Regions from separate parts of the Homo sapiens genome. Here all the other regions are linked to region 1. The links are chromatin loops, found by intact Hi-C in ENCODE. Cell type or tissue: mammary epithelial cell. All regions are shown on one strand.

What was found. Peaks named below come from ENCODE experiments on the same cell type or tissue, not always from the same donor. Only the 100,000 strongest peaks of a DNase experiment are listed, where the experiment ranks them.
Region 2: a loop joins it to region 1, with 6 times the contacts of the local background. A loop is called at or near these places in 16 of 110 quality-filtered maps.
Region 3: it touches region 1 in a loop (8-fold over the local background); 5 of 110 quality-filtered maps call a loop at or near these places.

What each region holds. Positions count from the first base shown.
Region 1 is chr6:134,638,608-134,643,607 of GRCh38, forward strand. No RefSeq gene overlaps it. Among named protein-coding and RNA genes, the nearest start is that of LINC03002, 100 kb to the left of the region's middle. In mammary epithelial cell, a CTCF peak has its summit at 2,521 (motif pointing left); a DNase peak (open chromatin) is centred at 2,544; H3K27ac peaks cover 1,928 bases.
Region 2 is chr6:134,420,254-134,425,253 of GRCh38, forward strand. No RefSeq gene overlaps it. Among named protein-coding and RNA genes, the nearest start is that of LINC01010, 15 kb to the right of the region's middle. In mammary epithelial cell, no CTCF peak of the experiment used is centred here; DNase peaks (open chromatin) are centred at 478, 648, 2,688 and 4,718; H3K27ac peaks cover 4,557 bases.
Region 3 is chr6:134,285,793-134,290,792 of GRCh38, forward strand. All of the region lies in intron 1 of SGK1 (serum/glucocorticoid regulated kinase 1), which reads right to left. Among named protein-coding and RNA genes, the nearest start is that of SGK1, 30 kb to the right of the region's middle. In mammary epithelial cell, no CTCF peak of the experiment used is centred here; a DNase peak (open chromatin) is centred at 3,069; H3K27ac peaks cover 3,367 bases.

The DNA.
Region 1 (5,000 bases):
CACTTGGTAAGAATTCAGTTAATAAGAGCAATTACTGTGAATTACCTACAAATTCAGAATTGGCCTATCTAGACACAGTAAGCAGCTGGAGTTTACTTTTGTATTACAAAGGGAAGGAATCATGTCAGAAAAGAGTATAAATGGTCTCAGGGCAGTGGCTCACACCTGTAATCCCAGCACTTTGGAAGGCCAAGGCAGGTGGATCACTTGAGGTCAGAAGTTCGAGACCAGCCTGACCAACATGATGAAACCCCGTCTCTACTAAAAAAATAATAATAATACAAAAATTAGCTGAGTGTGGTGGCAGGCGCCTGTAGTCCCCGCTACTCGGGAGGCTGAGGCACGAGAATCACCTGAGTCTGGGAGGCAGACATTGCAGTGAGCCGAGATAGTGCCACTGCACTCCAGACTGGGTGACACAGTGAGACTCCATCTCAAAAAAAAAAAAAAAAAAGAAAAAGAAAAAGAAAAAAGTATAAATGGTAGTCTTAGAAAAAATTCTAATCTACCTAAAAGATAAGCTATTGTTACATAGATATAACCAACTCCATGTATTGAATTTACACAAAAATAATGATTGCGATGAAAACAAAGGTTAACATTGCTTTGATTTGCAAATTATTCTATTTGTGACAAAGACTTCTACCTAACCTATTATTTGTGAAGTTATTTCAGTATTTGAAATAGAGATTAAAAATATTGTATTTTCTTGGCACGATTGAAGTTTGGAGGGGTTGAAAGTGAATTTACTTTGAGGCATTAGGTTCTTTGGTATGGGCAACTATGATTCAATTTATTAGAAGGATATTGGTGACCACAACACACCAAATCAATGGAAGTCTGAAGGAGCAGTTCCAGAAGTAGAATAGGAACAAGGAAAGAGACTTTTGGCAGGAACAGTTTCTTCCCTCCTTGTATCTGGGTTGAAAGTCCAGTTGACCAGGCTTAGATCTTAGAAGGCCTTCCCTCCAGATCCTTTCAACAGAAAGAATCTGTCCAGAGGCTACTCTTTACTTTCATTGAGGAAGAACAGATTATCTGAATTTTCTGATCTACTAGAACTCTCCACAATGGGGGAAAAGCAAATCCTCCAAAGGAAATGGAAGATGTTGATAGGAAGTGGAGATGGATGTTGGGTGACCAATATTAACAAAGGTCCCTACGGACAGACTTGTTTCCATATTTGACTCTGCCACTTGCTATACAAATTACTCCACTTTCCCAAGTCTATTGTAAAATGAAGGTAATGGTAAACCCAACTCCACAGGATTGCTATGAAATATAAATATAGCAATGTTTATAAAGTGCCCAGCATAATAACTGTCACATAAGTATGTCTATTAAGTTTCAGTAAATCAAACTTTCCTTTCTTATTTCAGTGATGCCTGTGTTAGGCTTTTCTATATTAGCTCCATGTATATTTACTTATATATTTCTTACATTCATGTGTATTAGTATTTTATTATCAAAGTATGTACTTCCAGAGAAAAAAGATCATGCCTCACTTTAACCAGTGCCATTTGCTTTTGATGATGACAGTGACAATAACAATAATAACAGGGAGGCATTGTCCTAGTAATTAGTTTTAAGTACTTTTTGAGACTTTAAAAATAATCTACATAATATGGTATTTATACACATAGTCAATGGTTATAGTTATGTTTAGCATATAGGTATCCATTTTCTTTTTCATGGTCACGCTGAGGGACCCTGATGACACATAGACCATATTGCCCTTACAAGGCTCTTAATGACAGAATGGTTGGCATAGCCTTACTTTCCTAAATAGTTTGCTGATTCACTTGTTCCATTTTTAGACATCAGCAGATCGGCATTGGTGACATCTGCTAATTATTTGGTTTGACTCGTGACTGGCATGAGACTTCCATCTGCATCAATCAGTAAGACATGATTAGTGTGAGGTTAATACCACCCAATCCATGACCAATTTGTTGTAATGAGAAGCCTTGTTTATTTATCGGTTTTCCCCAGAGGTAATCATTTGTTGGAAACATAGCTGCCAAAAGTCACATTGTCTTCGTATTAATAGCTTATCAACTCTCAAATTGCATTGACCTACCCAATTACATATTTAAGACCTTCTGCACCTCTCTTACGGTTTCCACCTCTCATTTCTACCTGGAAACAGTCTTGGAAGACAGCTGAAGACTGTGCTTCTATGGTTCGTCCTTCCTTGTTTCCCTAGTACAATATTTTGAGACATCCCCTCAAATGGCCCTCTTCTTTCTAAACCATCATCATGTGACAGTCACAGCTTCATTAAGACATGTTAGTTACGCTTCCTGGTTTAATTCAGAGTGAATTAAATCATACTCAATAAACTCACCAAGAGTTTTGTTGGTTTCTTGTGTAATGCTTGGGTAAGATTAGAAAGGCAATGACCTCCAATCATGGTAGTAGCTAATTCCTTGTTTAATACTTTAGGTCAAAGTGAGTGCACATTTCACCATTTTGTGGTCTACCAGAGCAAACACAGAAGAATGCTTTCTGCCCCCTGGTGCTCATTGTCTGCTACTGCAGCAGATGAGTCAGCTGAGATATGTTCCAGACAGAAGCAGAAGGAATTGTGTCTCTACTGCTTATAGCACATGAGCAAAGCCACAACTTTTCAGTGCGTCACATGTCAGATACCTCCTAAATATGCAAGTGTCAGGGAAATGAATGAAGAGGATCTCTCAATTCTGTAACAGGAAGCACCACTGGGGAGAATGGCAGAGGCTCTGGGCTCTGGCTCTTGTTGCTTCATTAGCCTCTCATCTGGGAGCCCTCTGGGGTGCTGGCTGGTCCACCCTGGCCATGTCTGGGTCTCTTGATTATGCCAGGTTATTCCCTGACTCAACACACTGACATGTGCTTCTCTCTCTGCCTAAAAACTTCCTCACCCCCTTCATCTCCTAAATCGTATCTCTCCTTCAGAATGTAGCTGAAGGGCCACCTTCACAGGAAAGTCTCAATCAGGACTTCCTTAAATCTTCTCATACCACCTGATTCTTCTCCTTCAAGGCACCCATTACGATTGTAATTGAATAACTAAATTGTTTAATGAATGTACAATCTGCTAAAATGTAAGCCCCTCTAAGGTCTTATTTACATTTGCATTTCCCATAGGTGTACAACATAATTTTTAAATGAATGAATGAATTCTGAAGCGAAAACATAACATTCTTAAATTTGACAGCCCTTTTGTTTGCAGATAAACCAAAGCCAGGCTTATCCTGGAGTATAATTTCAAAGATAACCAGGGGAAGAAGAGAGGAGAAGATAGGGAAGGGGTGGGACTGAATTGGGTCAAGGTTCTCTTCATTCTGTCTCACCAAGGAATAGTTGTACGCTAATGTAATTAAATGCCAAAACTAGCTTGCAGAAACTTTTCTCTTTTCTCAAAGTTCTCTAAGTTTACAAAGAGTAAGCATGCTTTTCAAATCCTACTTATTTTTTATCCTTTGCCTATAGTATGGATCCACCCTCCAAGACTCTGAAAGTTTTTAATTGTAGTATCTGTGCATGGAACATAAGCTTAATTACTAAGGCAATGCCCATTGCTTTGTAGGGCCACGAACAATGCTTTTCATTACTGGGCATAAAGTACTCTGTTGTTATTTTCTCTATAGCCTTATATTGGAATAAGCAATAATTGTAGTTTATTCTTTACAGATGGAGGCAATAAGCACAGACAGATCTGGAACCCTTGCCTACTGTGACATACAGCCGCAGTAGCAGGCAAGCCTGGGTCAGCTCCAGAGCGGCAATGGAGGGAAATTCCCAGGACTCTGGGTGTCTTGGAAGTTTCCAAGGCCTGCAACTGATCACAGATCCTGGTTTTCCTCCCATTGGCTAAAAAGATAATAAATACAAGTTACAGCTTGACTACTGTCTGAAAAAATCTTGTAATGGTTAATGGAAGAAAGAAGAGAAAGTCCAGATGTTTGTTTTTTTTCCCTGCTTAGTGTGAGTTGAATGCTAACTTGAGACTAGGTCTAAAGTAGATCAGAAAATGCTTTCTCTTTATAAGTCAATTCATACCAGAAAAAATATAGGACACAGACAATGCCCAATAGTTACACTGGGACATGGAAATGGAGAGGAAGGGGAGTAACACTTGTGGGGTTGATATTATCATTTCATCATCTATCTGAAATATCGCACAAGGGAGGGAAAACTGAAACAGTAAAAGCCACATACAGATTCCACTGTTTTTAACATTACATTTGTTTCTCATTCATTTAACTTTCAATAAATATTTATTGAAAACTCGCAATATACTAAGCTTTGAAAACACAACAAAGAATAAAATGAAGCCCTTGGTCTTTTGGACTTTACTTTTCATGGGCAGGGTACAGATAGAGAACAAGGCGGAATAATGTTCAAGTAAATAAGCCAGGTAATTTCAAACACTAATAAGCGTTACAATCATGATAAAGCAGGGCGATGTGATTGAGAGTGGCTGGAGGTGAGGGTTTGTTTTAGATCTGTGCTGTCCAATACAGTTGCCACTAGCCATATGTGCCTCCTGAGTATTTGAAATGTGTCCAGTCCATGTTGAGATGTGCTGTAAGAGATGAACTGAATTTCAAAAACTTAGTATGAGAAAAAGAATAGAAAATTATCTCATTAACATTTTTATACTAATCGTTGAAAATATCTTAGATATACTGGATTAAATAAAAATATCATGAAGAAGGATTTAACCTCTTTTTATGTGCTTTCACTGTGGCTACTTGAGCATCTAAAATTGCACTCACACTTGTTCTTTACCTTTTTGTACTGAGCAGCACTATGGATGGATAGTGTCGTCAGGGTGGGCCACCCAGCCTCTTAAGAAGATGATAATACACTTAGGAGGAACTGGGCATGCAAAGGTCTCAGGGCAGAGTAGTGCAGGCAAGGAGAACAGCAATTGCGAAGAACCTGAGGTGGGAACCAGCTTGGTGAGTTGGAAAAGAAAGAAAGCCAGTATGCCTGGAGAGAAGGCCAGGAGA
Region 2 (5,000 bases), 220 kb before region 1:
CAGCCTGGGTGATGGAGTGACAGACTGTCTCAAAAAAAAAAGAAAAAAAAAGAAAAAAGAAAGGTATTCTGTACCCTTTTTTTAATGGGGTGAAGAAAAAGGAAGAAGAAGAAGGTGATTTGGGAGAGACAATTACCTCCTGATAGAGGGACACAGCCCTGAGAAGTGGCCCCAGGACCTTTATCCCAGGGAGAGGGCAGTGGTGCCATGGGCCTCCACCCCAAGGCTACAATGGGGTCCTTAGAAGCTCCAAGGGTCTGTGCCAGGTCTCAGCTGAAGAAAGTAGGTGAGGCCCATCCCTTAGAGAAGGAGAAGGTCTAGGATGCCTGCTGAAGGCTTCTGAGCAGCTGGTGATGTCAAGAAAGCAGGGTTTCCTTTAACTCCACCTTGAGCACTTGACCATCAGGCCCTCTGATTAGTCACCTCCATCAGCTTGCTCTTCCCTCTGCTCTGCATACAATCTGCTCCTCTTCATCTTTCAGGCTCAGCTTATATGTCACTTCCTTAGAGAAAGCTGGAAAGTAAACAGCAACAGTGGTATTCAAAGCGGGCCACCACCACCTCCCATGATTCCCTATTTGGGTGCCCTGTTTGTTTCCTTATTTGACGTGCTTGTCTTCTTGGTCTGTCTTCTCCATGAGACTGTAGCTCCCTGAGTGGCATGATGCATCTCTATTTTACAGTCCAGTCTCCTGTATCCAGCACCTATTTGGCCTTCAATATAAACTTGTTTGATTAAATAAATGGATAAGTGATTCAGCCTTGGGATGTCATTCCTAATCCTCACTGACTTTTTCCACCTTATCCGTTCCTCCTCCACCCTCCTCTGTAGATAAGCATTGAAAGAATGTTGGTATTTCCTTCACAGAGGAATTACTCATCCTAGGGAAATGGAATAACCACTTCTCTTCTGAGGTAATGAAAAGAAACGGGTTTTTAGATGGATGGACCTGGGTGCAAATCCTGCCCAGCCATGGTTTATGCATAATACTTGGTCATTTTACTTAATCCTTCTGGTCTTTTACTCAAAGGGCATCATAGCACGTTTCTTCCAGGATTGTTATGATGTTTGAATGAGAAGATATATGTAAATATGCTTAACATGGAGCCTATTACAATAGGGGTTCAATACATTATAGCTGCTGTTATTAGTATGGATGTTATTTGTCTTGCAATGCAACCAAATTGGGCTTCAGGCCCCTTGTTTTGGCTGTTATATTTAGCAGGAAAAATTCACAGAAGTGTTAAGAGGGAAGAATAATTCAGTTCTCAAGAAGAGAAAGCTGTTTTTTTCCTTCTCCTTGAATCAGAAAATCTGTTCTTCATGGTGATAGTTGTGTGAATATCACAATAATATCTGAGTTTATCTTTCCTAGAGTTGGCAAATAAATTGGACCCGAGAATGATGTGTGGAATTCAGCCTTCACATTGTTTATGCTGTTTCTCATTTGAAAACAGATGTGTCATGGGGATTCATAGCATCTGCTCTTTCTTCTGTGTTTATTTTCTCATACATCTCTTCTGTCTCTGACACTAAAATGTAAAGTCCCAGAAGGCAAGGATCTTTGTATCTTCAGTATACCTAATATGACACTTGGCCAATGAGGGTAAGGGGAGGCATTCAGTAGATATATGTTTTTGATGACAGTACTTTACATGTTTTCAAGTTACCTTGTCCTAATTAAATAGAAGGGCCCAGGGGAAAAGAAGATAATAGTATAATGCATATATTTGTTCTATCTAATAACAGTTTAACAGAGATCCAATAACTCAATCTAGAAAAAATCAAAGCAGATTTGCCAGACTTATATGATAATGTGGTTTTGTTCTTTATTAAAAAATAAATTTTTATGATAATGTTTGTCCAATATCACAGTGATTTATTTTATTTATTTATTTATGTATTTATTTATTTATTTATTTATTTATTTTTGAGACAGAGTCTTGCTCAGTCCCCCAGGCTGGAGTACAGTGGTGCGATCTCGGCTCACTGCAAACTCCGCCTCCCAGGTTCAAGAGATTCTTCCGCCTCGGCCTCCCAACTAGCTGGGATTACAGGCACCTGCCACCATACTTGGCTAATTTTTGTATTTTTAGTAGAGATGGGGTTTCACCACGTTGGCCAGGCTGGTATCGAACTCCTGACCTCAGGTGATCCGCCTGCCTTGGCCTCCCAAAGTGCTGGGATTACAGGCATGAGCCACTGTGCTCAGCCTCAATATCATAGTAATTTAAAAAATTTAAGGCTACTTTTAACACAGAATAGCTAGTAATTTTTTTTTAACTTTAACAGAACCAGAAGGTTACTCTGCACCAGGGAAAATGCATTTCCTCTCTCTCTTTCTACCTGTACCTCCCACTTCTGCATTCCACTGCATTATTGGTCAAAGAAAAGCCAAATCTTTATATGGAATTTTTAACTCATTTCCCAGTTATGCTTAGAATTCAAGATAGATAAACCTAGAGGCAATACAATTCCCAAGTACGGTAAAAATAAAACAGAAGTACAGACAGCTATTAGTAAACACGTCTTCATCATGAGCTCAATTTCTTACCAAATGAAAATTTCCTCAATCACAGTGGTGAAAGTACTCAGCAATGGAGGCCTCACATTCCACACCAAAATGAAAGAGACGGAATGCTTGTTTTTGTGGCGAAAAAAATCCCAACACTATTAGTCACTTTTCTAACCAGATGGATAGAATGTTCCATGGTCTATAGATAATGATGACGACCATGAGTTGGTGAGTGACCTGTGAGATGAGTCAACTGGCGAAGCAGTTGTTTTGACTACACCAAACCTAGGGAACTCAGATGGAAGTGGGTTTGGTATTTTTCTGTCAGAGCTGCCACTTTTGGTGTTGGGAGGGTTCAGGAAGAGGAAACTGAGAATAAGTGATTAGATAGATTTGTGGCCATGTCTGGGGAAGACAGGGCAAGGCTGATGCTGTTGGGTGGGAGGTGAGGAAGGACTGGGGCTGGCTTGCACACTCTTGTGTCTGCGTTAACCGTTGCTCTTCTTTTCTGACTGTAAAACACAAGTGAAAGTGTAGGGAAAATGTGTAAGTAAAAGCTATGAAAGATGGCTACTTATGGTTTATGATCCCCAAAAGGAAAGGGAGAAGAGATACAGGAACTTTGCAGGAGAGAATATGACTGTTTTTATTAAACTGCAAAGGAGAATTTAGAAACAAGAAGAATTTGGCAATTGTCGTAGGTATCAGTTATTATTTGTTTAAAGAATTGCCAAAAGAATGTTTAGAAGACATAGTTTCATACAAGAAGGAATTCCTAAGAAGCAGACGTTTTAAATACTGATGAGTTTAAGAAAAGTTGGTCTGTGATGAAAGGCCTATAAGATATTGTTTACTACGTATAAATACTAGCCAGGAGCGGTGGCTCACGCCTGTAATCCCAGCACTTTGGGAGGCCGAGGCGGGTGGATCACTTGAGGTTAGGAGTTCAAGAACATTCTAGCCAACATGGTGAAATTCTGTCTCTACTAAAAATACAAAAATTAGCCAGGCGTGGTGGCACACACCTGTAACCCCAGCTACTTGGGAGGCTGAGGCAGAAGGATCACTTGAACCCAGGGGTTGGATGTTGCAGTGAGCCAAGATGACTCTATTGCACGCCGGCCTGGATGACAGAGCAAGACTCTGTCTCAAAAAAAATAAAATAAAATAAAATAAAATAAAATAAAATAAAATAAAAAATACAGACAGTTCCCAACTTACAAAATGGTGATGCTTTAAAACACTCTTTGTAAGTAGACTGTTTAAAACTTGGAGTCTACTTCTTTATTCATTCATGTTTATCTTTTTATTCAAAAAGGTTATTTATATAAGAAAGGCACAAGATCAGCTTTTCAGTTTCCAATGTATAAAAATAATTCTACTATTTGGTAAAAATGACATAAGTATTTAAAAAAACTACAGTAAGATAAAAGATGAGAATTTCAGAGAGTGAGTGCTCATTGTCCATTAAAAAAAAAATGGTCTTATTTCCAGTTTGACTTACTGGCTCCTAAATTTTGGGCCAAAGCACTATTCTTACACAACTTGAGAATTTGCTGAGTAATTTATTTAACACTGCCCTAACAGGAAAATACAGCGTGGCTTTTATAAGTTTCCTTTTTAGTGCCTTATAATGAAGTAATCTTTGTAACTTTTTTCCCCCTGAGATTACTTGCATATCTTTCAGGGATTTTTGAGACTTCCTTTTATATTTTTAGGAAATATCAGTTGTATCAGTTGTAGGAAAAGAAATTACCCTGTAAGTATTGGTTATATACAACCTTTCATAACCAATGTTGATAAGTAAAACAAGTTCAGCTAGTTTTTTTGTTTATACCATGTTGCTTAAAAGTCATTTTCCTCTGGCTGCTTTTTGATGACATTCATTCATTCAACAAATATTTATTGAGTAATTACTATGCACCAATGTTTTTCTAGGCTCTGGGGATGCAGCATTGAACAAAACACCATGATCCTTGCCCAAAGGAATTGAAAATTCGAATGCAGGAGCTAAATAATTATTAGTAAATATTAATAAACACAGGATAATTAGGATAATCTCAGAGGATGCTATAAAACAGTATAAATGCTATGAAGAAAAGAGAATGGGGGAGGTGATATGACAAGAGAGATCAAGCAGGTGCATTCACCTATAGTGTTGTGTAACTGTGATTCTCTATGACTTTTTCATGACCATGTTAATGTCATCACACTCGGGTTTTCCCTGCCTCTGTAGTCATTTAATGAATATTATAACTCTTCTACTCTTGTGATTCTCTCCCCTCTTACTCATATTATTTACAGTTTATATTCTTTTTCAGCCATCTCCACCATAAAAATGATGGGCAAAGGAAGAAAGCTTAGGAATATTGAGGTGAAGATCATCTGTATGTTCAATTTTTCTTTGGTTAGTCCCTTGAGGCAAGTGTTATTTGATAGAAAGAGTGTAGAACATGACAGCAGAAAAAAGGGCTTTGAATCTTT
Region 3 (5,000 bases), 350 kb before region 1:
AGAGACCATTAACTTGTGCTAAAGGTCAGTATTTTTTTTAAGGGATAAAAAGATAAAATTTGCTGGGAAACAAATGTTAGGAACAACTGACTGGTATTGGCTGAGAGGACGGAGTTGCTGAAGAGTTTGCCTTCCAAGGTGGACTGTCCCACTTCACCAGTAATTTTCTTGTGAAAAGTGTTGACTAAAACCAAACCAAACAAAAATAAGTTTTTAAAGAATTAAAGTGAGTTTTCTTTAGAAGTCTTATTGCAGGCTGTAGACTGATGACTACAGTCTGGAAGTAGTTTGTAGAGAGGTTTCGTTAGTAACCTGTTTTGGCTAATATTTTAATCTATTTATATACAGGTGGTGGAGGTTTAGTATGTATAAAATTGTATTAGATTTGTTTAGAAGTTATATTAAAGTAGAATTATATTAAGGTTTGAACGTAAGAGTATATTTGGGCTGCGCCTCGTGGCTCATGCCTGTAATCCCAACACTTTAGGAGGCCTGTCTCTACAAAAAATAAAATAATTAGCTGGGCATGGTGGTGCACACCTGTAGTCCCAACTGCTTGGGAGGCTGAGGTAGGAGGACCTCCTGAGCCTGGGAGATTAAGGCTGCAGTAAGCCGTGATTGCCACTGCACTCCAGCGTGGGTGACAGAGCACAGAGCAAGACCTTGTCTAAAAACAAAATACAATATTTTTTTTTTTTTTTTTTTTTGAGACGGAGTCTCGCTGAGTGCAGTGGCGCGATCTCGGCTCACTGCAAGCTCCGCCTCCCGGGTTCAAGCCATTCTCCTGCCTCAGCCTCCAGATTAGCTGGGACTACAGGCTGGGACACGATGCCCGGCTAATTTTTTTGTATTTTTTAGTAGAGACGGGGCTTCCCCGTGTTAGCCAGGATGGTCTCAATCTCCTGACCTTGTGATCCGCCCGCCTCAGCCTCCCAAAGTGCTGAGATTACAGGCGTGAGCCACTGTGCCTGGCCTAAAAACACAAATTTTTAAAAAAGAGTATATTTAGTTATCTGGTTATAGGTTATAGAAGTATAATTATTAATTTTGTTAGACATTATTTTGTGTGTAGAAAAAGACAAGGACTAGGGCTTTTTATTTTTTAAGGAATATAGTGATTTAGGTAAAGAGAGGTTGGGGGCATTTGGGAGTTGTATGTCTTATTTTGTTTTGTCTCTACAGTATTTTCTTGGAGAAGTCTTTTTTTGTTTTGTTTTTTGAGACGGAGTGTCACAGTGGTACCATCTTGGCTCACTGCTACCCCCACCTTCTGGGTTCAAGCAATTTTCTAGCCTCAGCCTCCCAAGTAGCTGGGACTTCAGGCACATGTCACCATGCCCAGCTAATTTTTGTGTTTTTGGTAGAGATGGGGTTTCACCATGTTGGCCAGACTGGTCTCAAATTTGTGACCTCAAATGATCCACCTGCCTCGGGCTCCCAGATAGCTGGGATTACAGGCATGAGCCACCACTCCCAGCCTTGGAGAATTATATGTTATAGAGTCAGGAGTTTTGTAAAATTATGTTGGCAAGTAGAAATGAATAAATATAATTTTTTTATGTTTGTTATTTTGTCCTATAAATTTTTTTGTTATAAATTAATTGTCTGGTTGTATTTATAAGATTAATGATTGTTTATATAGATAAGAAGGCTTTTTTTTTTTTTTTAAGGAAGATTGGTAATTTTGAGTTGTAGGAGTAAGGAATGAGTATTGGGCCTAGTGTGTATATTTGTCTATTTATTGGAAAATACGTTTTGGATTGTATTTATTTTTTATTTACTGTGATTTGGTTTTTTATATTTAATATAATATTTTAATAAGACTACTATAAGGATAGTATAGGTTGTGTATAATAGTATATATTTAATAGTATTAAAGTGAGTTGTAGATTGGAAAATGTGATAATGACTTAATAAAGTTAGAATATCAATTTGTACATTTTAAGATGAATTGTGTGTTTTTGTATTTACATGTATTAGAGTTTTTTTATGGAAAGTAATTTTGTACTATGCAAGAGACATAGGGGACCCTGTGCTCTATTTTGTTTTGTTGTTAAAGTATCTTTTGGAGAGCTGTATGTTGTCACAGAGTCAGGAGCTTTGTGAAGTTACTTTGTTGGCAAGCAGAAATGAGTAAACATAGCTTTTCATGTTTGTTATTTTGTCTTACACAAAGATGCCATCTCCTTACCTAACCTAAGATGTGACTCTAATAGATAAAATGATAAGGAACATAAACTAAGACAAGAGATCTCTTGGGATGTCTTCAGATCATGAGGGCTAAACATGACTCAGACCGGAAGGTTAGTGTTTACCAAGACCCTTCTTACAGCTGGGGAAAATGAAGGCAAATTAAGTTTAGCCTAAGCTAAAACAGGAGCAACTTGGTTATGGTAAAAAGAGATATTGCCCTATGGGAAGGGCTACTACAAGAATTCTTTCCATACTTAAACTTCAGTAGCAATCTGACAAGTTTTTAAGTGGAGTCTGAATGTAAAACATTCAGAGAGAACCCTTGGTCAGTAGCAGGATAGAGGTTGCAATAAACACAGAGAACTAGTGGCATTTCAAGGAACAGTGAGGAGACAGGTCTGGTTGAAGCAGAAGCTCTTTTGTGAGATCAGTAGAAAATACGCCTGGAGAAAAAGCCTGTTTAAAACTAAACATCTTTTCCAAGGGTAAAACATAAAATCCTTGAAATTAGGCTTTCTAATGGGCAAAGAGATGTCTTCAACCATTTTATGATGAGAAATACATTGGTTCATCCTCAGAGGTCTCTGAACAAAAAGGGGAACACATGTGAAGGTAGTCATGAGGGAGCCTCTGTGAATCATAAGGAGAACTGATTGCAAAACCAGAAGCCAGCAGAAACAAAACAATTCATAAAATTACAGAGGCGGTATTCGGAAGTTCTAAATACTTTTTTTTCCATCTCAGAAATGCTTGGTATCCTAATAATATTTTCTTTGTGATACGTTTTCTATACTCTTAGTAATTTTCCCTGGTCTTGATCTCATCATTAAAGAGGATGAAACCAACACCAGGAAATGTCCATAAGCAGGAAACCACATTTTTATTCCATCACTCATAAAGCATCATTCATAATAATCAGTGTCAGTTTAGCTATAGCAACAGATGCTAACATACACATAGTAAGAGCCTACAAAGGCTCTTTTAAATGTCAGTTTAATTTAAACCTTAACCTCAGATTTTTTCCACAGATACAGTGAGAAACCACAAAGATCCTCCTGTCCTAATGCTCCCTCCATACTCTGCAATAAAAGTTCTTGTTTTGGAAATAGAGAAACCTGTCTGAATCAGCAGTCTTGGCTTGCTGTGTCCTCCATGACCACACCACATGTTCCATACCTTTAGCCTTCATAGGGGCTGGAAAAAACTCTGTCTCCCTTGTCTACCCATTTTCACTGTGGAGTTCGGCTGCACATTTCAGGTGGAAAGGAGGTAGTGTACTAAAATTGCAAAGTATTTCTTTTAATTGGCAATGAATTTAAACAATATTCATTGATTCTTCCACTATGAACAAGCTAGTGTTCCCTGGGGGATAAACAGATGAATAATTGGATAAGCCTTTACTACTCAGGAAGTGTATAGTCTAGAGGAGTGCAGTCCAATAGGAATAGAATATAAACCACAGACACAATGTAAATGTTCTAATGGACACATTAAGTGAAGTAAAAAGAAACATGAAATTAATTTCAAACATATACTTTATTTAACTCAATGTACCCCCAACATTATCATTCTAAATTGTACTTAATATAAAATTATTAATGAAATATTTTATATTCTCTTTTTTTTTCCATACTGTGTTTAAAATCTGGTATGTATTTTACATCTAAAGTACATCTCGATTCAGACTAGCCACAATTCAGGTGCTCAATAGTCACATGTAGCTGGTGGCTACCACATCAGACCCTATAGGTCTCATATGTAGCAGAGAAAAAGACATACAGAGGCTGAGGCGAGCGGATCACTTGAGCACAGGAGTTCAAGACCAGCCTGGGCGACACAGTGAGACCTCTGTCTCTACAAAAAATAAAAAAGTAGCTATGTGGCCTGGTGCAGTGGTTCATGCTTGTAATCCCAGCACTTTGGGAGGCTGAGGCGGGTGGATCACATGAGATCAAGAGTTCAAGACCAGCCTTACCAACATGGTGAAACCCCATCTCTACTAAAAAAATACAAAAATTAGCTGGGCGTGGTGGCAGGCACTTGTAATCCCACTACTCAGGAGGCTGAGGCAGGAGGATTGTTTGAACCCGTGAGGGGGAGGTTACAGTGAGCCGAGACCACGCCATTGCACTCCAGCCTGGGCAACAAGAGCAAAGCTCCTTCTCAAAAAAAAAAAAAAAAAAAAAAAATTAGCTATGCATGTTGGCATACATCTGTAGTCCTAGCTACTCAGGAGGCTGAGGTGGGAGGATTGTTTGAGCGCAGGAGTTCGAGGCTGCACTGAGCTATGATCTTGCCACTACACTCCAGCCTGAGTGACACAGCAAGACCCTGCCTCTAAAAAAAAAAGAAAAGAAAAGAAAAGAAAAGAAAAAGACTTGTTGGAGCCTACTCCCACTCTGTGGAGTGTACTTTTGTTTCAATAAATCTGTGATTTTCTGTCAAAAAAAAAAAACAAAGACAAATGACAGCAATACAAGCTCCATTTGGTTTGGGATGAGGAGGACATTTTCCATGGAAGAGATGGCACTTGAAATTAATGTTCCAAATAATGGTTGTGAGTTGAGCAAGCAGAGACAGAAAAAATGAAGAGTGTAGTTCACAGTGAAGGACCCGTAGAAGCAATAACTTAGGGGAGGAAAATGGCAGGGCGCTGCAGCTCTGTTCAATACATGGAGCTTCTCATTGTGCCTCAGATAATGACAGAACTTCTTAAGGAGGCCTGCGAAGTCCTAGCTAGTTTATTTTCTACTTTGCTGTTCAAACATATTCCCTATTTTCAGGCTCTCTGCTTGAGCCACAGAAGT